Regions from separate parts of the Mus musculus genome. Here all the other regions are linked to region 3. Evidence: chromatin loops called from intact Hi-C (ENCODE). Cell type or tissue: left cerebral cortex. All regions are shown on one strand.

Region 1 (8,000 bases), 190 kb after region 3:
GATGAATGTTCCAGGAAGACATGAAGGCAAGCAGTCAAAAAATCTCCTTTTACCTGGGCTGCCACTGGATGGTGGCCTCCTTCAGGGCATGTCACTTAACTCGATGAAAAAAGAAGGTGGCCTAGTTGGCCATCATTGGTAAGAGAGGCCCCATTGGTCTTGCAAACTCTATATGCCCCAGTACAGGGGAAGACCAGGGCCAAGAAGTGGGAGTGGGTGGGTAGGGGAGCAGGGCAGGGGGAGGGTATAGGGAACTTTCGGGATAGCATTTGAAATGTATATAAAGAAAATAATAAATAAAAAAATTTAAAAAGTGCCTTCCAGGTGTGCTAAGTGGCTTGTCTCTTGTTTTCTTCTACATCCAGCCAAGCTGACAACCATTGTGAAGCCTCAGAGTGTGCATGGGGTGAGGGACTGACTGATTTAAAGGATTTATTAGGTCAATGGGCTTGCACTGATTTGAAGGCTGAGACATGTCAAAACTGACCATCGAAAACCTTTGCTACAGTCTAAGTTGAAAAGTCAAAATCAGGGAGCGTGTTGGTGTAACTCTACTCTTAGACCATAGCTGAAGACACAGATGTCAGGAGCCCCAGAATTGAAAAATATGGGACTGCCTGAAGAATGTCCAGGCCCTGGAAGACAGGAATGAGCCTTGCCTGCCATGCTGCTGCTCTCTGTCAGAGTCTCCTTTGTTCTTTTATAGTGTTTTCTTTGGTTCCCAACCACCTTCCATGCTCTGCTGTTCAAGCTGACCTAATGCCTTTCACTTCTGCTACGCCCTCCGACAGTGAATAGCAGTGCTCCCCACCAATCAGAGAGAGGAATATTGTTCATATTTCTTTGCTATCCCTCATCAGCTAATTAGTTTTCCACAATACAAATCTCTTCACTGATTTTCTGCCCCCCTCCCCCCATATGAACCTCCTCACCCAGGCCTCTCTGCTGTGTTTTCTAGATTATTCCAGCAGTCTCCAGGATGGTTAATCTTATTTGTCAACTTAACTGGGTTTTAGGCTGGTTAACATTACTGAGTGTGTATGTGATAGTACTTCAAAAAGAAGTTAGCATTTGAATCTCTAGACTAAATCATCTGATTTAGGGATTTTAGGGAAATCATCTGATCTCACCTGAATCAGGTGGTTATCATCTCACCTAAATAGAGATTTTCATAGAATGAAAAGGCATATGGGAATTCTCTCTCTTTGCATTAACAATGAGTGTACATACTGATCTTTTCCTAAATGTGGATCATAGTTTCTTCAGTTTGCACACAAATCATGGGAATCACCCTCAATGATGGCACAAGTCAGTTCTTTATAATTATAATGGCTACTTATCATCTATTATCTATCATCTATCTATCTATCTATCTATCTATCTATCTATCTATCTATTATCTATTTCTATATCTATATCATCTATCCAATCATCTTTCTAACTAATTTTCTACCTATTCAATTATCTATCATCTCTATCTATCATATCTATCTATCTATCTATCTATCTATCTATCTATCTATCTATCTATCTGATGTTTGTCTGTTATTAATTGGCATCTTGCATTGGCTCTTGTGTTTGTTTCTTGTGGAATCTTTAGCAATGCATTTCTCCTAATGGTTTTGTGGTTTTTGATCCCTTTTCTCCATCTGCCAGTTTGATGGTCTTTCTAAAATATACTTTCAGTTATGTTCGCCTAGTTGCATCCATTCAGTATTTTCCATTTAGCCTACAACCAGAATCTTTTCACTGCCTACTTTGTATTACAGTTGCATGTACTTTTGCTTTGCTCCTTTTCCTTGAATAGAAACTAAGAACAGGGACTATGTGTCCTTAGCTTTATGTTTCCAAAGTATATAGTGGGGTAGCTCGTTCTACAGAATGCCTATGGGAAAACTGCACCAAATGGAATGAATGCTATATCCTTTATGTTTCCCAAGGCAGATATAATGATTAATTAAAGAAAAATGCTGAAAAACATTGACAACAGGAAACTGGGTCATCTTCAACAACTATATCAAAAATTTCCTGGGTTAGTTACACATTTGTAACTCTGGGCTTATCTGAAAATATCTTTCATCAATAAACTACTTAATAAAAAAACCCTCATCATTACATGGTTAGTGTTGGAGATATGAAGTCTCAAAAACAGTGGCCTGCATTTATAGATAGACTCCAAAGAAGATGGTGGTGGGAGGTAGTCAACAGAGCTAGAGGCAACAAATAGGACAGCATGAGTCAATGGGGTTTAGGACTCTCTACAGACAGCTAATGAACATTTAATGAGCATCCCAGAGGGGTTGACTGTTCCATACTGTTATTTAAGGACCATTTTCTGTTGGCCAAGATTACTTGGTGAATCTACAAAGCCAAGTGGCCTTTTGCCAGATTTCAAGTGATTTTTTTTTTTTTGTCTTGTCAGTTCCTCCCTGCCTCTCACTGTTACAGGGAATGGAGAAGAGGAAACGAGATGGGACAGACTCTAGTTTTGGTCTGCTTCAAGCACTATTTTGTGATAAAAATGGAACTCCTTGCTGCTCCTCTTAAAGACATGAAAACTTTTCTGCTTAGAATCCCCGACTCATTCTGCTTGGAAACAACTGCATTCTTTCTGGGGTGGATACCCTGAGTTTAAGTGCAATTGGCCAAGCTGGGGAAGAGCTTCAGTCCAGTTCTGGACAAGAGCCTCACAACTTCCCACTGATGATGAGAAAACAAGTTTTACTCTTTACAAGGAGTTAGAACTATAAGCACAATCAATAGTAATGTTGGACCTAGCCAGGGCGTGTTGGATGCTTTGATTACCAAAAAAAAAAAGTTTATTTTTTAAGCTTTTGTTTATTTTTATTTATGTGTATGTGTGTCTGTCTGTGTTTTCTATGTGTGCATGGGCCCCTGTTCAGGATAAAGGAGGGCATGAGATCCCCAGGATCAGGAGTCATAGGCAGTTGTGAGCCCCTTGACTTGAGCACTGGGATCTCAACTCTGGAATCACTCTTAACCATTAGTTTTTTCCATCTCCTCTCTTCATTTGTTTCACCTATACATGCATACAACATGTTTTTGATCAAATTTACATCCATTCTTTCTCCTCTAGTTCTTCTTCAATCTCCTTACTGCTTACTTCAATTAACTTCACATTCTCTAAAAACAAAACAAAACAAAAGAAAACAAAACACAAACTAAACAACACAGCAAAACCCTCACTAAGCCTACTTAGTGCTTTCTGTATGTGCATGGGTATAGGGCCATCTGCTGGAGCATGGGTAGCCTTTAAGCCACTCGATCACAGAAGACATTCTACTAGATTCTTTCCAGAAGCCATTGATTGGCAATAGCTAGTCCGCTAGTGAGTGGGATTTCATGAATCCTTTCCTTTCTAGGCTGAGAGTTCAGGGATCTTTATGGAAGAGGAGATAAAGATCAAAAGATCCAGAGGTATCAGATATCTGCAGGAAACATCGGTTGAAAAGCATGTGTGTTTTGGTGCACACATGAACTTACGGTTTCTGTGCCTGCATGCACAAGATCTACACAAGATCAAGGAAGCCAAGCAGCTTGCCGGTAAGAAAGATAATCTCATTGCAGCGTTCTAGCAGTCAAACCCAGCAGTTTCCAGTAATATACGAGATTGTGCATAGCTACTGCTTGTGAGTACTGCTTTATATTCCAGGAACTAAGGGAAGCACACAACCTAAAATACTTCATTCATTCCAGTCATATATATTGTCCTGATAGATGGATTACAACTGTTAAACTCAATCTAATGTATAATGTCAATCTAAGATATAAAGGACATTTACTTGACACTATTTAGTGAGTAAATAGTGAGTAAGGAAGAAACATCCTGTACTTAGAGGAATGAGTATGCACTAGGATCTCAGTGGGGGAAGGGAGGGATGTTGCTGTGATGAATGGCAAATTCCCTTGGGCATCTCCTCTAGCCTTCATGAATACAAAATGTGGTTTTGTGCAAGTGTTTCTAGTCTGTGTGTTCCTATAGTCTGTGCGATCTTCAGAATTCCTTTACACTATATTCTCATGCTGGTAATGGAGAACTCAGAAAGGAAGCAATTTTCCTTTTTTTTTGTTTTTCTAACTGAAAACCTAGAGGGCCCTCAGTGTCCACTGTGATTTAGATTTCTATGTGGCCACTAACCAAAGCACTTTGAGATGTGTGTATTTTTTTTTTCTAGCTAAAATCCCTTAAGAGCATCCATACAGCTTGACAATTTTCAGGACAAATCCTCTTTAAGTGAAAAATAAACAGGGATTCTTGAATCTTTCCTTCTGTTTCAGGCAGAAATCCCAGCTGTTTGCTTCTCGCTTCCCTCCAACAAAAAGAAAACAAGAGACTGCATTCGTGCACAGCCCATAAAGCTTGATGTTTGTCTCTTGCAGGGCTTGTAGCTTCTGCTGAGCATCTATCTGGCTACCCCCTCCACATTCTGCATAAGCTCTCCCATCCTCCCATGCTTCTCCAGCCTCACGGTGACTCTATGCGCGCAAGCCTTCCTTACTTTCGCCATTGCTTATGCATCTTTAGATTCATCTCCAGTCTTAAGCGGCTGATGGACCATGCTGCCAGTTACCTTTACAAAACATCATGTGCGTGTTTTTGGTCTCAAATCTGCTGGGAACTGGTGACAAGCCTCTCATGGCTTCTTAAAGGCTTTAAAATAAAATGTCAACTTCTTGGTTTGAGGGTTGGGAGTTCAATTTAATTGCTGACCCTCTTCCTTTATTGATTTTTTTTTTGAGGTCAATTGTGGATTAGATATGTAAGCAAATGAAGCCAAAATGCAATACCTAATGGCTGCTGAGAATGCTGCAGCTTGGGGCTTGGCAGGAGGATGATGGGGGAGACAGTGGCCAGGATGTGGTCCTTTTCCCAAGCTTGCCAGAGGTTATGAACAGCCACTGAGAGAGATACTGGGCTTCCTTTCCTTTTGTTTCAGGCCCCCAGGATTATGGCTCAGTTGGGTATGACTGCAGAACTTGAGAGACTTCTTTAAATCTTAGGGAGTGACCTATTTGATTCTGGAAATGTGGTGAGCTGGTCTTGTATGCAGACCAGAGAGTTGCAGGAGAGTGTGGTCTTGGAATCCAACTTGGTTTGGGAGTTTCTTCCTCTTGTCTCCTGTTTTGGGGGCATTGAGCTGGGATGCTGAGGTAGAGGTACATCCTTATCCATGTCTCTTCAAACCAGGAAAAAATTTGCTTTCACAGGTCGGGAAATAGATGGTGAGAAGGCTGTGACAAGGACCTAGGAAATCAGTATTGCCACCACATCCTTGTATTATCCATCTTCAAGCTGAAGGGTGATGCTTGTGGTGGCATAACGTTTCCTAGAAGAAGAATTAATACCTTTCATTTGGTAGCATGTGCCCTGGCCTTCCTGGTCTCAGAGAGACAGGTTGAAGTAGAGCTTCTGAGAGAGTTAATGAAGACTGGAAAACATGGTCAACTCAGTTGGGCTTTGTCACCTGGGTTCTCCAGACACAAAGTTGAGTTCTAGAACACAAACAAAAATTTACCCAGCCATTCTGCTACGAAATAAAATAAAATAAAAATAAACACCACTGACCTCCCACTTAAGAAAACACAGTACAACTACTTAGCACTCTATCAGTTCTCAGCACAATCCACATCCTCATATATGTTCATTCCAATACCCTACGTTTATGTATTGATTTCTTTATTATGTTAGGTTGATGTTAGGTTGTTTGGATTACAAGTAGGAGAAAGCCACCAAAGTCCCAGCAATGTCTCTGGCCCCATTTGCCTTCATCTGGGGTGTAAATTGCTTTATGATGAGGATATTTTTCTCTGTATTTTGTTTCTTCTCATGGATGGTCTTTAGTATCGAATAACTTTACAGTAAGTGCTATAATTTAAAAGGAAAACCCTTCTTTTCCAAGTGCTCTTACATGAAACATAACGGAGAAAGTATGATTAGCTCAGTATGAAGGGCAATCAAGATCCCTTGGCCAATTTCAGTAACCAGGGATGGACACTCACAGCAGCTAGATTTGGGGTTTGTGTCCTAGTTTACTCCATGGGACACGTAGTAGGGAAGGTGGAGGGAGATTCCTTGATTATCACATTAGAAGGGGTTTTGAGTTTCTTGAAGGAAGGGGACTGAACAGGGACGAAGTCCGTATCTACTATACAAGCTGGCTGCCTCATACTGTAGCTCTGTGTTTATCTTTCTCATTTGGTTCAACATTGGATTCAAAGGTACCACACACTGAAAAAGATCACATGCTATCGATCTTAAGAAATTAGAAGGAGGTGATGAAATCTAGATTTTACTCCATTAAATAAGTAAAACGAATTCCCAGCCTTGCTGCCTGGTGGTACTATGGCATTTGCTGTAAGCATCATAGCCAGCTGGGTCATCCATCACATTAGGAAAGGATACTGGCAGACCCCTTGTCCTGCTTCTCTTGGCATCTCCCTACTGCTACCTGAGGCTCCATGTGAGCTGGGACCCTGGAAGCCTGCAGAGACAAGGCTCTGGCCAAGCTATTTTCCTTGCTCATTGGGATTCTTCATGCTGCTCAGTTTTCCCAGCTCATGGGAGCGTCTCCATTAAGTGGAGTCAAGGGTTCTGCCACCAAACTGGTTGATACCCCAAGTTATATTTTTAATCATGTGTCCCAAAATATAGATGAATACCTTAGAAATAATTTCAGCTTTATAGAAAAGTTACCTGAACAGAACAGACATACCATATCCCCTTCTACCCAACTTCTCTTTCAATAGCAGTGGTGAACTGTCAAAACTAAAGAAATGATATTACCATTAAGTTACCTTATCCAGCTTTTAGCAGCATTGTGGAAAGTAATATTTTTTTCTTTGAGGATACCATTTTGGCATTAACTAAATTCTTTTGGGTTAATCACAGAGTTAATTTTGTGACGCTAAGAGGCAGCTATTATAACTGATTGTCCAAATGGTGTGTATTTATCATCCTTCCTTATAAGCATATTCTATGCAATGTAAAATTTTAGCACGCATTATGGAAGCTGGAGACTACTACCCCTTTGGGACCCTCAAGAGGTCATTCTCTCATTCCTGACCTGCTTCAAGAGAAGTCCCCATCACTTTCTGGATTGAAAGGCGACATGAAATGACAAGGCAATATGCCAACCAAGTGCAGGGACCAAGAAGACCAGCCAACCTCCTCAACTTCCAGCTGATGCAGATCCACATAGAGATCCAGCCAAGCTCAGTTAAATCTGTGCTAGAGCAGAAGGGCTACCCAGGTGCACAGTTGACTTGTGGCCAAAATAAATGTTTATTATTGTAACTCACTGAGGGCTTGCTAGTACTCTAATATTACAATATTCTGGATAGTCATGTGACTGGGTCGGGACAGAGTCTAGAGTTTATCATACAGCAGCACAGGTTACACTATCACCAACAAGTTCAGATAAATTTGTTAAATTTTCAGATATTGGGTCATTGAGTGATCAGAATTGTTAGTGGCTTCAGTAAATATTTCTGAACTATTTCCATTTCAATGGATTTGAATAGAAAACTTATACATGTAAAATATTCTTTAACATGTTTACACCTTATTATGGGCATGTCTGTGTGTGCTTGCATGAGTAAATGTATATGAAGTTCAGAAGAGATCATTGCATGGCCTGGACTGGAGTATGGTTATTTGTGAAACACCAAGTGGGTGCTGGGACTGAATCAAGGTTTTCTGCAAGAGACGTAAGTTCTCTTAACTGTAGATCCAACTCTCTAGATCTGCATGTATTAGTATAATATGAGGTAGAACTGGATCATTTTTGACTCTTTGATGTGACTGGTTTGTGCATATTGACTAAGAATCGGTCACCACACTAAGCCTTAAATGTCTTTCCTTCTAATACTAAGGACATAGATATACATTACTCTATATCTCTGTTACCGTATCCAACTAAACTGTCTCTTGTGCCAGAGTTGCCTGCTGACTATTGCAGGCACAAATCTGGAATTTAAGC
Region 2 (8,000 bases), 73 kb after region 3:
AGAGTTCCTGCCTTAACATCCCCCTCAGGGATGGATGGTAGCCTGGAACAGTAAGCCAAATAAACTCTTCCTTCTCCTAAGCTGCCTTTTGTCAGGTTGTTCTATAGCAATAACAAACAGGAAACTAGAACCGCCCCCCTCTCTTGGTTTCTTCCACACATCGAATGCTGCAAAGCCTTTTACACATACGCCAGGCTTATCTGATTTTTACATTTTAGAAGTGTGAACAATTTGACCTGCAGTTGGCTTTTTTTTCTATTTTTAATGTTCTTCAGCCCCATCCCCCAGGATTCCCCCACAGAGCACCTTTAACTGCAAGCTAAAATACCTTTTTCTTTTTTATGTTGCTTATTTACTTTCCCCTGTCTCGGCCTTCAGTGCTTAGCCCGATGCTCAAATACCTGTTTACTTCTCACAAGGAAGAGTTATATTTCTCTTTTTTTTTCTTAATGATCAGAACCATCGGGACTCATCTTTCCTGCTGGAATTACCCACCAACGTGTTTTCTAACCAAAGGAAACTTCCCATGTAAGAGGTCTGATCCTAGCTGTTATATTTGCATTCAACCTTACTGCATGGAAATATAAATAACACAAAGTCATTGCTGGTCCTGTGATAGAAGTATTTACTGCATAGTGTGAGCCACAAAGAGTGGATAATCAGTCTGAACTGCAGCCAAGGGAGGGGGAACAGGACAGGAGCAGGACCCCTGCATCTTGTTTGTTGAGCTGAGAGGGAGTAGAAGTAAAGGAACCAATGTGGAACACTTCACTGTCGCACAAAGAGCTAACTCTTCTGAAGGCTTTAGTGTATGCTAGACACTATTCAAAGTGCTTCCTGCAAAGCCTGCTAAACTCTTAGTAGTTCAAGTTACCATCCCTACAGTGAGCAGAATTGGGTACAAAGCAGTATGTGAATCAGCTTTCAATCAGTAAATCAGTAAAAGATAGAACAGGGGTATGGCCGCAATCCTCTGTGCACTAAGCCGGTGGGAGGCATGTAGAAATTATTTAGATATGAGCGCCAGAAAGAAGTGTTCATGATTCATCTTCAAATATGGCACACTCACTAATTTCTCATTTGACCTCAGATGCAGAAATAATAGCATCATTACTAATGTGTACTCTAATATAAAAGACAGCCGTCTGTATTTATCCCAAGCCTACGCCATTTATGTAAGCACAAGCAGTGAGTGACGTGAACATTGCTAATCTGTTGCAGCGCCACATGCAGAGAAATGAAGTTTTTAATAGTCACGCATCTCTCCATCCCGCCACTCTATATAGCCCACGACTCATGGAACCCTTTCCTCTCTTGTAACATCTTCTCTGTGATATGTCACCTTCACCCCAGTTAAAACATGATAAGGTTATGAGATTCAGAAAGCACATTTTATGCTTTCCCAAGTCTCATCTCTATGAGCTATGGAATAAGATAGAGAAATTGACAAGATGGTTGAAATATGAGTCTGTGGATTGATTCCCAAGCTCCCTTTTTAAATAGTCTAGAAAGCATTCTCAATGAAGGCAGACTTCCTTTTCCAAAGTTACTTCTTAAAAGATTGGAGGCTATTGACCTCCAATTGCTTCTAAGTGTAAAATTATTTTAAAAGTAAAAATAGACTTCCAATTTATAAATTTTCTGTGCTATTACTTCCAAGCCTTATTTATTCTCACTAAAAGCACTCAGCAAACCATCATTGCAATAAAAAGAAATCTATGTCCTAAGTGCATGTTGGAATGAGGGCACAGGCTGGCCGTTGGGATATGTGATCTATGGACTCTGCACACCATTAGCTGTGTGCAGCCTTTGCGCACAGTCACTTAAGTCTATCTAATTGCCTTAGAAACTAGAGGTAATTTTTGTGCTACAAGAGAGAATATTCTTGAGAAAAAGTTTCTGGCATTTTAAAAAGTATGCGCAGGCCCGAGAGTCTTCTGGGAAGGGGGTTTGTTGCTGTGCAAAACGTGTCAGGTAGTTTTCCTGTTTACCATTTCTCTCTCTCTTCCATTCTCAGAGTAGGTATGGCCGTTGTCATTGTCATTTAGTGAGCAAGGCCCTGCACAGCCACTCTGATCACACTCTGTAGGTTTGACTGCAGGACTGGGCTGTGGGTAGCCAGGCAGCGAGTCCCTTGGTGAGCAGGCTCTCTGTGTTAACTCTCTAGCTGCCCCTCCCCCAGTCAGTGCCAGGCTCAGGATGGTCCATTGCACCTGCTGGGAAGGTTCTTTCTCCAGCCTGTCAGGTTGGCTCTGAGCTTGATAGATTATGACTCAGAGCTGGTTGGTGTCTGGTGTGGGGAGCAGCGGATGCAGGGGATGCTGCTGTGTTAACAGATTCTATTCCCTGATGCAGTTGGCTCCTGAAGCCACAGAACATCTCCTGACACTTGACCCCTTCGTCCACTACCACCAAAGGAAGCCGTTTCCTAGGGACCCTGTTATCTCTACGTCCTGGGTGACCTTCTGTAACAGCTCTCTGTTGGATATCCTCTACAGACAATCTCAGTAAAGCACCCTGAGTGTTTTTCTAGGTTAGTTCCTGGTCTTTATATCACCATCACCACTACCACCACTGCCACCTGATCATCACTATCATCATCATTTTCTTCACTAAAAAGATTATAAGTTTATGAGGCACCTAATGCTGAGTGACTTTGATATTGAATACAAGATAAAGATGTAAACTTCTGGGATTATCATCCAAGCAGGCTCTGTGCTACACACTTATGTTTATAGGTATTACATAAGTAGGTATCAAGCTGATACCAGCTAGTCTAGGTTGCTCATTACGAACTAGATCCATGACTGGACCATGAAGAGAACCTCTAAGAATCATAAAGAAAAGGAGGCAGTTCACCTTTCTTCGGTTAGTATTTTAGGCAAATAGTGATAATGATAATAGTTTCACTTTGGTGACTTTGGCTCTCTATGATTAAGGAGAACGTAAAGTGGGCAGTGGTACTGGAATTTCTGTTTTTTGTTTGTTTTTGATTTTGCTTTCAGGGAAGGAGAGACGAGGGCGTCAAATGAGCTCTGTACAGCGTTGAGCACAGCCGTCCTCTGGATGCTGAAAACAACAGCATAATGTAAAGACACCAGACCCAGGACCATACTGGACCCGAGTCATAGCTCTGTGACCAGATACAAGGTCTGGACCAAAACATACAGCCAGACATCCCAGTCTGCACCATCCTGTTTGCTGGCAGTAATAACCCCTAGGTAATTACCCCTAAGTGCTAGGGGTGTTAGTCCATTTTGTGCCCCAAAGATAACCAACTTATAAAGCAAAATGGGGCAGTGGAGGTGGGGGAGGTCAGGGGACTTAGTTCCATAGGTGGTGAACCTGCCTTGCATGTGTGAAGCCGTGCTTGATCCCTAGGTCTACAGAGACCCAGCATGATGACCCAGTTCTGTGATCTCCACATAAGGAGAACACGTGGCAAAGACCATCCTCCATCACACAGCAGGTTTAAAGCCAGCCTGGGAAACATGGGATCCCGTCTGGAAAACGAAAAGAGCTAAGCTTGTTTCTGTTCCCAGTTTTTCACATTCCCATTGCTTGGGTTTTGTGGTAAGGCAGTACGTCTTGGGACAACAACAGCCAAGTAAATTGGCTGATTTCATGAACTGGAACCAAAGAAGTGGAGGAGGGAGCCGGCAAGAGGAGAGAGAGTAGAAGAGGAAGAAGGAAAAGAGAAAGAGGAAGAGACTCTCTCACTTCCTCTTATACTTCTTAAGACACACCCCAGTGACCTAGGGACCCACCAACCAAACTCCCTCCTTTAAAGGGTCTACTGCCTCTAATAGCATCCTGGGGTCTTTGAGGGACATGAAGATCCACATTATAGCTCTGAGTAGGTGCCAGAAAATCATCCTTTTCTCTGTACATTGGAAGGAACAAGGCAGTTTAAGAGGTGGGAGAACCTTCATGAGACATTTTAGAGGCAGGAAATTCCCTATGAATATGCATTCTCTAAAGGCAGTGTGGCCCCAAGTGCAAATCTAGTTCTGTCCTACAAATTGATACATAATCTGAAGAAGCTCTAAAAAGCATTAAAAAGAAAAAAGTCCTATTAAAACCCATCTCAAACTAGTGTGGATTGTGTCTGTCATCAGCATAGAAATCTCTCTTGCATCTTTGACCAATGGCCACGAGGGTGTCATGGTGGGCTTGGGGTTGTTTGCAGATTTTGCAACCTTGAAGCATTCAGCGCTCTGCATGTGGGTTCCCAATGCTGGACCACAGTTTCCCTTTTGTGAGTTTCCCTGTGGTTGCACTGCAGCAACAGGCTGTGTGAGCTACAAAAAGACAGAGCTATCTAAAAGGTCCTCTCCTCTGTACCGAGAGAGGGAGTTGAGCTTTGTCCCCACTCCAGATCGTTTGTAGGCACCTGTGCAAAGACAGTTTTCTTGGGTGTAGCAGGCCAGATGCCTCGAGAGACCTGTGGTTAGAACAGATAGTCTCATAGTTCCTGTTTAGAGAAGCCTTAGGCTAGACACTCTCCAACTTTTCCATGATTTGATATTTCCTTTTCCTCATTCGTCTTTGTAAAAGATGGGGTGAGGAGTTGAAGTAGAGAGTTTTTAGGAGATGTGGATTCTAGCCTGGCTCTGCCCAGTTTAATGCTGAGCCCCCTGATACTCTCTCCATAAGAATGTTTTCATCATGGAAGGTGGCCAGAGACCCCTCTATGTTTGATTACTCTCATTTTCATTAGTAGACCACATAGAACCTTGCTCAGTGGTCTGACAAGATCCCCCACCCAAAGGCTGCCGCTCCCCATGGTGAGCCAGTACTTCAGTGCACATGCCCAGGGTCCTATGTGTTTGCTGCCCAGCCTGGCACAGGGGTTTCCTGTTTGTGTCACCATTTTCAGTACAAGAGCAGAGGGTGCAGGGAGCACATTGCTCAGGAAGGAAGTGAGAGGACAGTGTGGCAGGAACTGGGACAGGTTTTTTTTTGTTGTTGTTGTTTGTTTGTTTGTTTTTTCAGAGGATGAGCAAGAGGGTCAGAGTATCAAAATATTTCCATTTGCTTGTCAGAAAAAACAGACTGGGCTGCTGTGTGACAGATAGCAAGCACCAGTCCTTCAGTAGAAATCACTCAGTACAGAGTGTGACATGGTGGTGCACCAGCTGCTGGCCTTCCTGCTTGGACAGGCACACTGCTCACGTGCATGTCTCTTTGTGCTTTGGGAAAGCAGAATTTATATGAAACCTACAATTTCACACATAGGCGTTTGTCCCCACAGCCCAGCTTCCCACAACAAAATTCATGCCCGGTGTGGGGATCAGCAGCTCAAATTCAAGATGTGCCTATACAGGGGAACTGAAGTGATGGGCCAAGCAGTTTGATATAAAAATACCCCAGGCGCCTGAGAATGGGAGAAATAGTCTTTTCCAGGGAAGAGCCCACCAACTGACCATTCAATAACAAATGGTCATCCTGGAAAACATGGGTACAGATTATGATATACAGACCAAGCAGGTTGTTATTTGTTACATACATACATACATACATACATACATACATAAAATATGCACACACATACACATATTCACACATATTTAACAATTAATGTAAAAAGAAGTCATGAGTTTGAAAGAAAGGAAGAAGGAATTTATGGGAGGGGCCTAGAGAAAGGAAAGGGGAAAGGAAATGATGGGATTATAGTTTCAAAAAAGAAATGATATAAAAACACTGATTATGGCATCTTCATAATCTAGACATTTCAGACACATGTCTTGGTTTCTTAAATATAAGCATATTTAAAACAAGGAGATTTTGTGACCCATAACATCCCTGGCCTTGTGCAGATGGGCTAAGTTCTTTTTCTTCAATGAGTTCTTAGATATGACTGCTGTTTTGATTTGCATTTCCCTGATGATTAAGGATGTTGAACATTTTTTTCAGGTGCTTCTCAGCCATTTGGTACTCCTCAGTTGAGAATTATTTGTTTAGCTCTGTACCCCATTTCTTAATGGGGTTATTTGAATTTCTGGAGTTCAGCTTCTTGAGCTCTTTGTATATATTAGATATTAGTCCCCTATCAGATTTAGGATTGGTAAAAATCCTTTCCCAACCTGTTGGTGGCCTTTTTGTCTTATTGACAGTGCTCTTTGCTTTACAATGCTCTTTGCAATTTTATGAGGTCCCATTTGTCAATTCTTGATCTTATAGCACAAGCCATTGCTGTTCTATTCAGGAATTTTCCCCCTGTGCCCATATCTTCCTTTTCCTCACTTTCTCCTTTATTAATTTCAGTGTCTCTGGTTTTAAGTGGAGTTCTTTGATCCACTTAGACTTGAGCTTTGTACAAGGAGATAAGAATGGATCAATTCGCATTCTTCTACATGATAACCGCCAGTGAAGTGTTCTGCAACCCTATAGGTGGAACAACAATATGAACTAACCAGTACCCTCAGAGCTCGTGTCTCTAGCTGCATATATAGCAGAAGATGGTCTAATTGGCCATCATTGGGAAGAGAGAATCCTTGGTATTACAAACTTTATATGCCTCAGTACAGGGGAATGTCAGGGCCAAGAAGTGGGAGTGGGTGAGTAGGGGAGCAGGGTGGGGGTAGGGTATAGGGAACTTTCGGGATAGCATTTGAAATGTATATAAAGAAAATATCTAATTTAAAAAAAGGAGAAAGTGTGAAAAAGCCTCGAATAATACTACCAGAAGATCCAGCAATACCTCTCCTGGGCATATACCCAGAAGAAGTTCCAACTGGTAATAAGAACACATGCTCCACTATGTTCATAGCAGCCTTATTTATAATAGCCAGAAGCTGGAAAGAACCCAGATGTTCCTCAACAGAAGAATGGATACAGAAAATGTGGTACATTTACACAATGGAGTACTACTAAGCTATTAAAAACAATGGATTTATGAAATTCTTGGACAAATGGATATATTTGGAGGATATCACCCTTAGTGAGGTAACCCAATCACAAAAGAAGTCATTAGATATGCACTCACTGAGAGGTGGATATTAGCTCAGAAACATAGAACACCCAAGATACAATTTTCAAAACACAAGAATATCAAGAAGAGGGAAGACCAATGGGTGGATACTTCATTCATCCTTAGAATAGGGAACAAAATACTCATGAAAGGAGTTACAGAGACAAAGTTTGGAGCTAAGAAGAAAGAATGGACTATCCAGAGACTACCGCACCCGGGGATCCATCCCATAATCAGCCACCAAACCCAGGCACTATTGCATATGCCAGAAAGATTTTGCTGAAGAAACCCTGTTATAGCTGTCTCGTAGGAGGCTATGCAAGTACCTGGCAAATACAGAAGTGGATGCTCACAGTCATCTATAAGATGGAACACAGGTCCCCCAATGGAGAAGCTAGAGAGAGGACCCAAGGAGCTGAAGGGGTCTGCAACCCTATAAGTGGAACAACAATATGAACTAACCAGTACCCTCAGAGCTCATATCTGTAGCTGCATATGTAGCAGAAGATGGCCTAGTGGGCCATCACTGGGAAGAGAGGACCCTTGGCATTGCAAACTTTATATGCCCCAGTACAGGGGAATGCTAGGGGCAAGAAGCGGGAGTGAGTGGGTAGGTGAGCAGGGCAGAGGGAGGGTATAGGGAACTTTCGGGATAGCATTTGAAATGTATATATAGAAAATATCTAATAAGAAAGAAAGAAAGATGAAAAAAAAAAGAAAGAAAGAGAGAGAGAGAGAGAGAGAGAGAGAGAGAGAGAGAGAGAGAGAGAGAGAGAAAGAAAGAAAGAAAGAAAGAAAGAAAGAAAGAAAGAAAGAAAGAAAGAAAGGAAGGAAGAAAGAAAGAAAGAAAGAAAGAAAGAAATACTACTGTCCGGAGCACTGAGCGCACGAAGTGGCAAATGGAACTGCGACGTATTCCTCCAGGAGCAAGGGTAAGAACATGGGCAGACTTGTTTCTTATTCCAGTAACTTTCTCACTGGCACAGTGTGGGAATCACAGAATTTGATGCTTTTGCTGTTCAATGCT
Region 3 (8,000 bases):
ATGTTGGCTTGGTCAACATGAGGTAATGTTGGCTTGGTCTTGAGGGGTGGTGGAGAGGTAGTGACCCTAAGACGGGAAGGATCTTGAAGGGAGACATGGCAGCATAGAACAATGACCCAGTTGTGCCAAGGTGACACTGAAGTCTTTTCTTGGGCTTACAGAAAAGTGGCAGTTTTGTCAGGCCTGAGATGCTGATATATCACATTCAGTGTCGGGACTCGGAACTTTCCTGTCATCTATCATTTATCCCAAGGAACAGTTGAAGAATGGTGAAATATATTCAGTATCAGAAATCTGTGCCTGCAATTAAGCAGGCTGGTCTGGGGCCTGATCTTATTTCAGCTCTGTGACACGAGTGCAGTAATTGTTTGGCAGACATAAACATTTCAGAAATGAAAATGACATTCATCCGTGAGAAGACTATCAAGCTCATTGGACAGTCGCACAAAGGGTAGACATCATTATTAAGACAAAGATCTTTCTGGGCTTATTGTGATTGACAGCCTGTCCTTCAAAGTGATCTGATAACTGTTCAGATGGCCAACCCTTTGCCTCTTGGCTGCTCTAAAGGAGATGTAGGTAGTCAGCCTTGAATTCTCCACAGCCTGATGCCCAGCAACGTATAAGAGCATTTATTAAAATTGTGGTTTTTCAGAGTCTCCTCTATCTTGGGCTTCTTGAAGCCCTTATCTATTTATTCACCAAAAACCAACGATCAGATAACAGACCACAAATTTGAGATTTCAGAACGTGCCAAGTGCAAAGATGGGAATTTGAAGAGCAACCTGTCTCATTCCCCTGGGAGACCATGGAAGGTTTCCCGGCAGTGGCAGAATTCTGTGGGCTGAAATTTGTGCATGACTCCAAACGCTGAACAAGTAGGAGTCCATAGAGAGCATGGCTAAATCTGAAGGGCCTTCAGACCTACACAGCCTTTCTTCTCTGGTGGACGGTCTTGTAAAGTACAGAAGAGAACGATGGAGGGAGGAGGAGAACACGGGTTACTGGACCTTTAGAACAGTTATGCATGGGCTAAAAGTAAATTATTTTCTATACGTGCATTAACATTTCAAGGAACAAATAAAACATCAGCGGAATTTTAGTAAAATAATGAAATACTAGTAAAATCATTAAATACTAATAATACGAATAAAAGAAAATATTAGATTGGAATTTTCTGGTGCGATTTACAGATGGCTGAAAGCAACCGGAGGCCTCACGTCCCACTATTGGAGGCGCTTATTAGCTTTTCTTGCCCACGCAGTGTAAGCCCCTCCCCCCCCCTTTGTGTCCACCCAACTTCCTCTCCTAGTCATTTCTGCTCACTGCAGTACTGTGTTGTGGTTTCCTAACCAAAGACTTTATGCTCTCGCAAAATAATCTAACAGAGCATTTTCGCGAAGCATTCGCTTGTGGTTTCTAGGGATTTTTCGAGGCTATACGCTAGTCACATAGTCACGTGAAAAACCTTTGGGTGGTCTGGACTTGAAGGGACCGGTGCATCCTTTCCAAGTTAGTGTCTCTTCAGAACTTCCAGAGACCCGGGGATGGATCTCCAACAGCAGCGCTCTGCACTGTTAGAAGCGGGTAGGTCTAGAGGGCGCTAGCCGCAGGCAATCAAGCTTTTCCACTCTGCCAGAAAGTTTCCAACCCCTTCTGGAGTCCCCGGGTGCCGGCTGCGGTCAGCCGAGAAGGGCGGCGGGAGGGGAGGTGGGAACACAAGAGGATCGCTTTAGTGATCAGCCTCCTGGAGAAGCGCCTGGAGGCTCTGACCCACTGCGGAAGAGGAAGAGGAGCTGGGCCCGGAGCGGGTGGGCGGACGGGCGGTGACAGTCCGGTCGTCCCCCGGAGCGCGCGGGTCAGGGTGGAGCCTGCAGCCCCGAGCCGCGTCAGCGTTTAGCATGCAAATGCATTCCCCGCTCCTCCCCCACCCCCACCCCGCCCCAGCCCTCCCCGCCCCGGGAGCGAGCTCAGCGGCTCCGCAGCCGCCCACCGCCTCCTGCGCGCCGCGCCGCCCAAGCGGGCGGCTCTACTTAAGCGGCGCGCGGGCCGCGACCCGCCACTCGCCTGGAGCGCGCGGGCGAGGCAGGCGCAGCGCACCGGGGCTCTCGTGGGCGCACTGCTGCGCGCTCGCACCGCGCGGCTCTCAGTGGCCGGCCGCCGCCTGAGCGCAGGGCTCCCCGATAAGAGCCGCTGGGGCTTCCGATCGCGACCCCGCTCCCTGCCACTTGGCCCATCCGGGCCACCTCTTTTTGGCCATGGCTCTGGCGGACAGCACCCGAGGATTACCCAACGGGGGCGGAGGCGGAGGTGGCAGCGGCTCGTCGTCGTCCTCGGCGGAGCCGCCGCTCTTCCCGGACATCGTAGAGCTGAACGTGGGAGGGCAGGTGTATGTGACCCGGCGCTGCACCGTGGTGTCCGTGCCCGACTCGCTGCTCTGGCGTATGTTCACGCAGCAGCAGCCGCAGGAGCTGGCCCGGGACAGCAAAGGCCGCTTCTTTCTGGACCGGGACGGCTTCCTCTTCCGCTACATCCTGGATTACCTGCGGGACTTGCAGCTCGTGCTGCCCGACTACTTCCCGGAGCGCAGCCGGCTGCAGCGCGAGGCCGAGTACTTCGAGCTGCCGGAGCTCGTGCGTCGCCTCGGGGCGCCCCAGCAACCCGGTCCGGGGCCACCGCCGCCGCACTCGCGCCGCGGGGTGCACAAGGAGGGCTCTCTGGGCGATGAGCTGCTGCCGCTGGGCTACGCAGAGCCCGAGCCGCAGGAGGGCGCCTCGGCCGGGGCGCCTTCGCCCACGCTGGAGCTGGCTAGCCGCAGCCCGTCCGGGGGCGCGGCGGGGCCCCTGCTCACGCCGTCCCAGTCTTTGGACGGCAGCCGGCGCTCCGGCTACATCACCATCGGCTACCGCGGCTCCTACACCATCGGGCGCGACGCTCAGGCGGACGCCAAGTTCCGGCGGGTGGCGCGCATCACCGTGTGCGGCAAGACGTCGCTGGCCAAGGAGGTGTTTGGGGACACCCTGAATGAGAGCCGGGACCCCGACCGGCCCCCGGAGCGCTACACCTCCCGCTATTACCTCAAGTTCAACTTCCTAGAGCAGGCCTTCGATAAGCTGTCCGAGTCGGGCTTCCACATGGTGGCGTGCAGCTCCACGGGCACCTGCGCTTTTGCTAGCAGCACCGACCAGAGCGAGGACAAGATCTGGACCAGCTACACCGAGTACGTCTTCTGCAGGGAGTGAGCTCCCCACGCCCGCCCCTCGCCACTCCGGTGCCCACTTCCCTTCCTCCCCTCGGGGGACAGGATTATAGATGCCCTCGCTTCCTCCCTGTTTCCCGATTCCTTCTGCCCCCACCCCCAGATCTCCTAGTAGGTCACCCAGACCCGTCTGCACCCCACTTGCGAATCTGCAGCCACAAATCCTCTGGGCGTCTTCATCATCTTTGGACCCCACTAGCCGAGAGAGTGTTCTGATGTAGCCCTTCACTCATGCTTCCTCTACTCCTGGCCTCCAACCACCCTTCCCCCAGATTGTCGTGATCTAGTGGGACAGTCACCAAGTACCTGGGAATGACTGAATTGATCAGAATCGGATTGCACGGTGTCCGGCGTGCAGTTCGGACGAGTCCTTGACATCTTAAACCCTTTGACTCCATAGCGGTTTCAGAGATCAGAACTGAGAGTGCTGTGTGGAGAGAGTGCTTTAAAAGGTTGTTAGAGATTTGACCCTCATTAGAAAGAGAGTTTTAGACAATTGAATGGTAGACCGTATGCTGGAAGACCCCAAGGACGCAGTTCAGAGACTGTAAATAAAGAGATTTTTTTGTTTGTTTTTAAAGTTACAGGTAGAAGTAAATTCTAGTACTGGCAACAGGGGAGAGTTCTATTTACCCCCAACACATTAGATCTCCTGTGGCTTAAAATTGTAGAAAGCAATCCTCCTGCCTGCGGAGGCGCCCTTTCTCTTCAGCTGTTTGCCGAGCTTTAGGTTTTGTTGGTTAAGGCTTCTAGGCTAGGAGCAGGCAGGGAGCGGGAGGCAGCGCTTCTAGAAGTCACCTGGCAGTGACCCAGTAACGCAGGAGTGGTTAGTAGGGACAGTCAGCCCTTACTTAGGTCTAGGACTGTGGGAGGGTTGGGGAGGGAGGAAAGATGGGAGGAAGGGCGGGAGGGAGGAGGGGGACATGCTCATTTATTATTTGAAAGTTGGAAGTTTGTATAATCCATTTGAGTATGTGCGCATTTAAAAAAATATGAAACAGTACGTGTAAACTTAGATTTTATCAAGATTAGTAGAAGACCCATCTTCAGCTGGAAGTCTATCGAGCTATTTTGAGTCCTAAACTTAGTTGCTAATACTTGTATAACCTAACCAAAGAGTTACCTAGTAGAGTTTTTAGTGATTTGAACATTTATTTTTCTTGTTGATTCTATTTCCTCACTTATAGCCTATTTACTTAAGCAAAATAAGTTTGATTTTTAATTACTTAGACTTCAGATCTCTTTATTATTATTATTATTATTGTTAGCAGTAGTGTTTTTAAATTGATGTTTTCTGCAAGGCCAGCAAGTGTGGGCTGCTGGGCTGTTCTGAAAACCGGAACAATGCTCTTTCTTTCCTGCGTTTGTTTGACGTTGCAGTGACAGATTCGAAAGATCAACGGAAGCACGGGGGGGGGGGGCTGCCCATCTGTAGATAGCTGTCAAGTGGAATGTTTCTAAATGAAGGCAAATAAGTACTTCAGTGTGAGCCGAGCAATAACGCGGTATTTAGGTGAATGCAACAGAAACAGGGGACCTTTGCCTTATTGCCTTTCCTCTCACGTGGAATGAATTCCCAGTGTGTATCCTGTGTACACCACAGCAGAGAGGAGGTATGCCCGTATGCTTCCACACCACAGCAGAGAGGAGGTATGCCCGTATGCTTCCCTCTGAGAGACGTCCTTTGGATAATCTGTGATTACAGAGAAGCCTTTGTGTATGTGTGTGTGTTTGTTTTATCATCTTACTCTGAAATATGTTTTTAAGGATTTTTGTAAGAGCCATTTGAAGTGTTTAAATTAGAGCTATTTTTTCCTTGTTTTTAAAAAACGAACCTTGTACCGTGTATCTCATCATATCCGAGGCAGATGTTATGAATTGGGACAGTTTTATTCTCAGACTCCTGTGATCAAATCTGTACATACCATATACAAACATTTTACACGAATCATTTAGTTTTTTAATTCATCTACTGATGCTATAAAATTTCCTATATTTACCCCTGGTAACTTGCATTTGATGGTGTATATACAAAAGCAACGCATTTTGGTGAGCTTCTCATATCCTTGCCTGTGAACTTGGGTCAGGAAAACAGTCACAACTACAAGGCTGGGTTTGCTCCATACTTTTTTGCTGGGATGTTAGTTGTATAGTAATCATGTGTCAGCTACCTGTATTCAAGCTATCCATATTTTTAATCCAATGATGTCTTCATTTTAATTGGGAGATTTTTTTTTCCTTTAGAGAAGAGTTAGCTTCATGTACAAAGTGTGTGATTTTAAAGAAAGGGCAGCAGGGGTCCAGGAAGCTGTGCTTACTCCAGCTTTGGGCTTGTTTTTAGGCGGTGGATCAGGTAATGGCTCAGAACCTTTGTTTCAAGCCTGAAATGACTTAGGACTGTCAATCACTGGCCAAGTGTGAGTCTCAGACTTCTCCCATGCCACGGAACAGTGCTAGATTGCTTAAGAAAGAAATGTATGAATAAAAACCATCTTTAGGACAGCTCAAAATACACTGAGAGATGACAAAACGGAAGTTCTAGCTTCCTTGTCAAGTCTGCATAACACTAGAAGCCATGGGAAACTGCTGAAGTTTTGTCTGCATTGTTTATGAATTGAAGCTTGGAAAATTATTCAGTTTGTCTCACTAACACACAGACATTTCTGTACCTTCCACCATACTGGCTGGCCTGTTAAAGATTGGGCCATTAGTATAAGGGACAGTACATGGACCTCTTCCTGGGAGTGACTGTGCCCTCTGCTGTTAGGGGCAATGCATAAAAACTTAGTGCTTTTCAGCCCAAGTTAAGTCTGAGCAGTCATCTCATTATATGATAGGTAAGTATGACTGAGCCAGGCTGATGTCGTTGGGTCCTTTCCTCTCCATGCACTTTGGGTTGTAGAAGAAACCCTTAGGGCTTATAAAATGTTCTGAAATCTCGGTCAGCACCTGTGAATTTGATGACTGTACCAAACAGTGGAGCCTCTCTCATCAGTATCTTTGAAATGACCCAGAAGAATATTATAAACTACTCAGATATTCACGGCTGCATTAATCTATCTCAGAGAGGCAATCATTTGCATATGTTGATCAAATTACCATTTGATGCTCATAAATAATGGAATGACATTAGGTTTAATAAGTAATTTTTTTAAAAAGTGTTGACAGTCTCTGTGGTTGTAAAAAAACAAAACAAAACAGGTCCCAGGTTCCATGCTTGTCTATCAGATGTTTGATATGTCTGTTTTTATTTTAATACGTGTGGATTACAAACCACATTCGTTCTAGATTTTCAAACATGTAATGGAAAATATACCTTGCAGGTGTGAGAAATTTCCCCTTTAATACTGTTTTTATTCTAGTGTGTCTTATTTGTTTTTGTTCAGTTGCTAGCAAAATGATAATTTTAGCCCCAATTGTCTTCTTTTTCAAAGCAGAATCATATGTGTGTATACCTGCTGCTTCTCCGGGGAGATGTATGATGTGCCAATACCCAGAGACAACTGGCAGTGCTTACAACGTGGTCTAATTTCTATGGCCGTTTCCATGGAATGCAGTTATTACGTTAAAGCCATGTATTACGAAGCTTTGATAAATTTTTAACTCTTCATATTATGATAAATTCCAATCTAGCATTCAAATAATTTTTGTACTCCTATATGTAAAATGAGCTATACAAATATTTAGAAAAATATTGAGTGAAGGAAGTGAATTCCTTAAGAATTTCTTTTACAGTCTAAAATTACAAGTACCATAAAACTGACATGTTTTAAAAATAGTAAATTTGGTATTTTTATTGTAAAACTCTTAGTTACGTCTTTGCTTAAAATTTTATTGTGTTTCCTCTCACTACAAATCTTTTAAAATCTGAATATTTTGGATAATGTAAGTCTCTCTCTCTCTCTCTCTCTCTCTCTCTCTCTCTCTCTCTCTCTCTCAAGTAGTGAATAAAACACAGTGTTCTCTGTGTCCACAGTACTTGGAAGAAGTTTTCACATACCTGGAAGTAGGTTATGTTATAGCTAACTTTTCTTGGTGACAGTTTTGGATAGTACACATCTCAAAATATTAATACTGGAGGATTTAGATTCTTTACAAGGCCCATTAAACAAAGATGGAAGAATCCTATTAGAAGACCTCCACTGGAGTCAGCTGTTGGATGGTAGGAGGGTTGACCAGTTGACCAAGAATGCTTGCCACTTTATTTTATAATATTTTTCCAAGCCAGTTTTGTTTGTTTAAAATGTGTTTCAAGGTGTGCAGACATCAATTTTAATGTAAACTGCTATACAACTGTCTTTGTGACTTGATAGCCATGTAAACTTTGCTATAACTATTGAATACAAACGATATATACTCATTCATTACCACTGATCATATCCGTTGGATGATGAAGGATTGAAACATTCATCATGGTTATACACTTTGAACATGTAAATTAAATTTTCTGGGTATTTGAAAAAAATGCTGTTTGTAATACTTATTTGGGTTCTGACATGTTGAAATTGTTATTTGCTAAGCGATACCTTTGAGCTGTTTCTTTAAAATCTAAGGGGACATGGAAAATATAATAATATCACACTTTTCTAATGAAACATAAATCCAAGAATAAAAGCTCTTCTATATCCAAAGGGAAACAAAAACACATGGATGAAATCTTTTCAGAGGTGCTCAAACTTTGAAATTGTCTTCATCCATCTAAATACTCTCCTTCATTTCTTCTATTCACAACCAGTTGTAT

Evidence for each region. Peaks named below come from ENCODE experiments on the same cell type or tissue, not always from the same donor. Only the 100,000 strongest peaks of a DNase experiment are listed, where the experiment ranks them.
Region 1: a loop joins it to region 3, with 8 times the contacts of the local background. A loop is called at or near these places in 26 of 42 quality-filtered maps.
Region 2: it touches region 3 in a loop (5-fold over the local background); 11 of 42 quality-filtered maps call a loop at or near these places.

The regions. Positions count from the first base shown.
Region 1 is chr14:102,790,332-102,798,331 of GRCm38, reverse strand. It overlaps Gm41234 (a long non-coding RNA gene), which reads left to right and starts at 3,388. Exons shown (of 2, transcript XR_874909.1): 1 at 3,388-3,564; 2 at 7,017-7,319. In left cerebral cortex, a CTCF peak has its summit at 3,249 (motif pointing left); DNase peaks (open chromatin) are centred at 2,457, 3,252 and 4,477.
Region 2 is chr14:102,903,380-102,911,379 of GRCm38, reverse strand. No RefSeq gene overlaps it. Among named protein-coding and RNA genes, the nearest start is that of Gm34589, 73 kb to the right of the region's middle. In left cerebral cortex, no CTCF peak of the experiment used is centred here; DNase peaks (open chromatin) are centred at 2,246 and 4,863; H3K4me3 peaks cover 65 bases; H3K27ac peaks cover 410 bases.
Region 3 is chr14:102,976,699-102,984,698 of GRCm38, reverse strand. Kctd12 (potassium channel tetramerisation domain containing 12) reads left to right here and starts at 2,062. Exons shown (of 1, transcript NM_177715.4): 1 at 2,062-8,000. The coding sequence starts at 2,259. The coding sequence ends at 3,242. Mir5130 (microRNA 5130) reads left to right here and starts at 2,067; the gene lies at 2,067-2,150. In left cerebral cortex, CTCF peaks have their summits at 1,607, 2,895, 3,101, 3,951 and 1 weaker place; DNase peaks (open chromatin) are centred at 3,551, 3,927, 4,675, 4,825 and 5 more places; H3K4me3 peaks cover 4,533 bases; H3K27ac peaks cover 2,881 bases.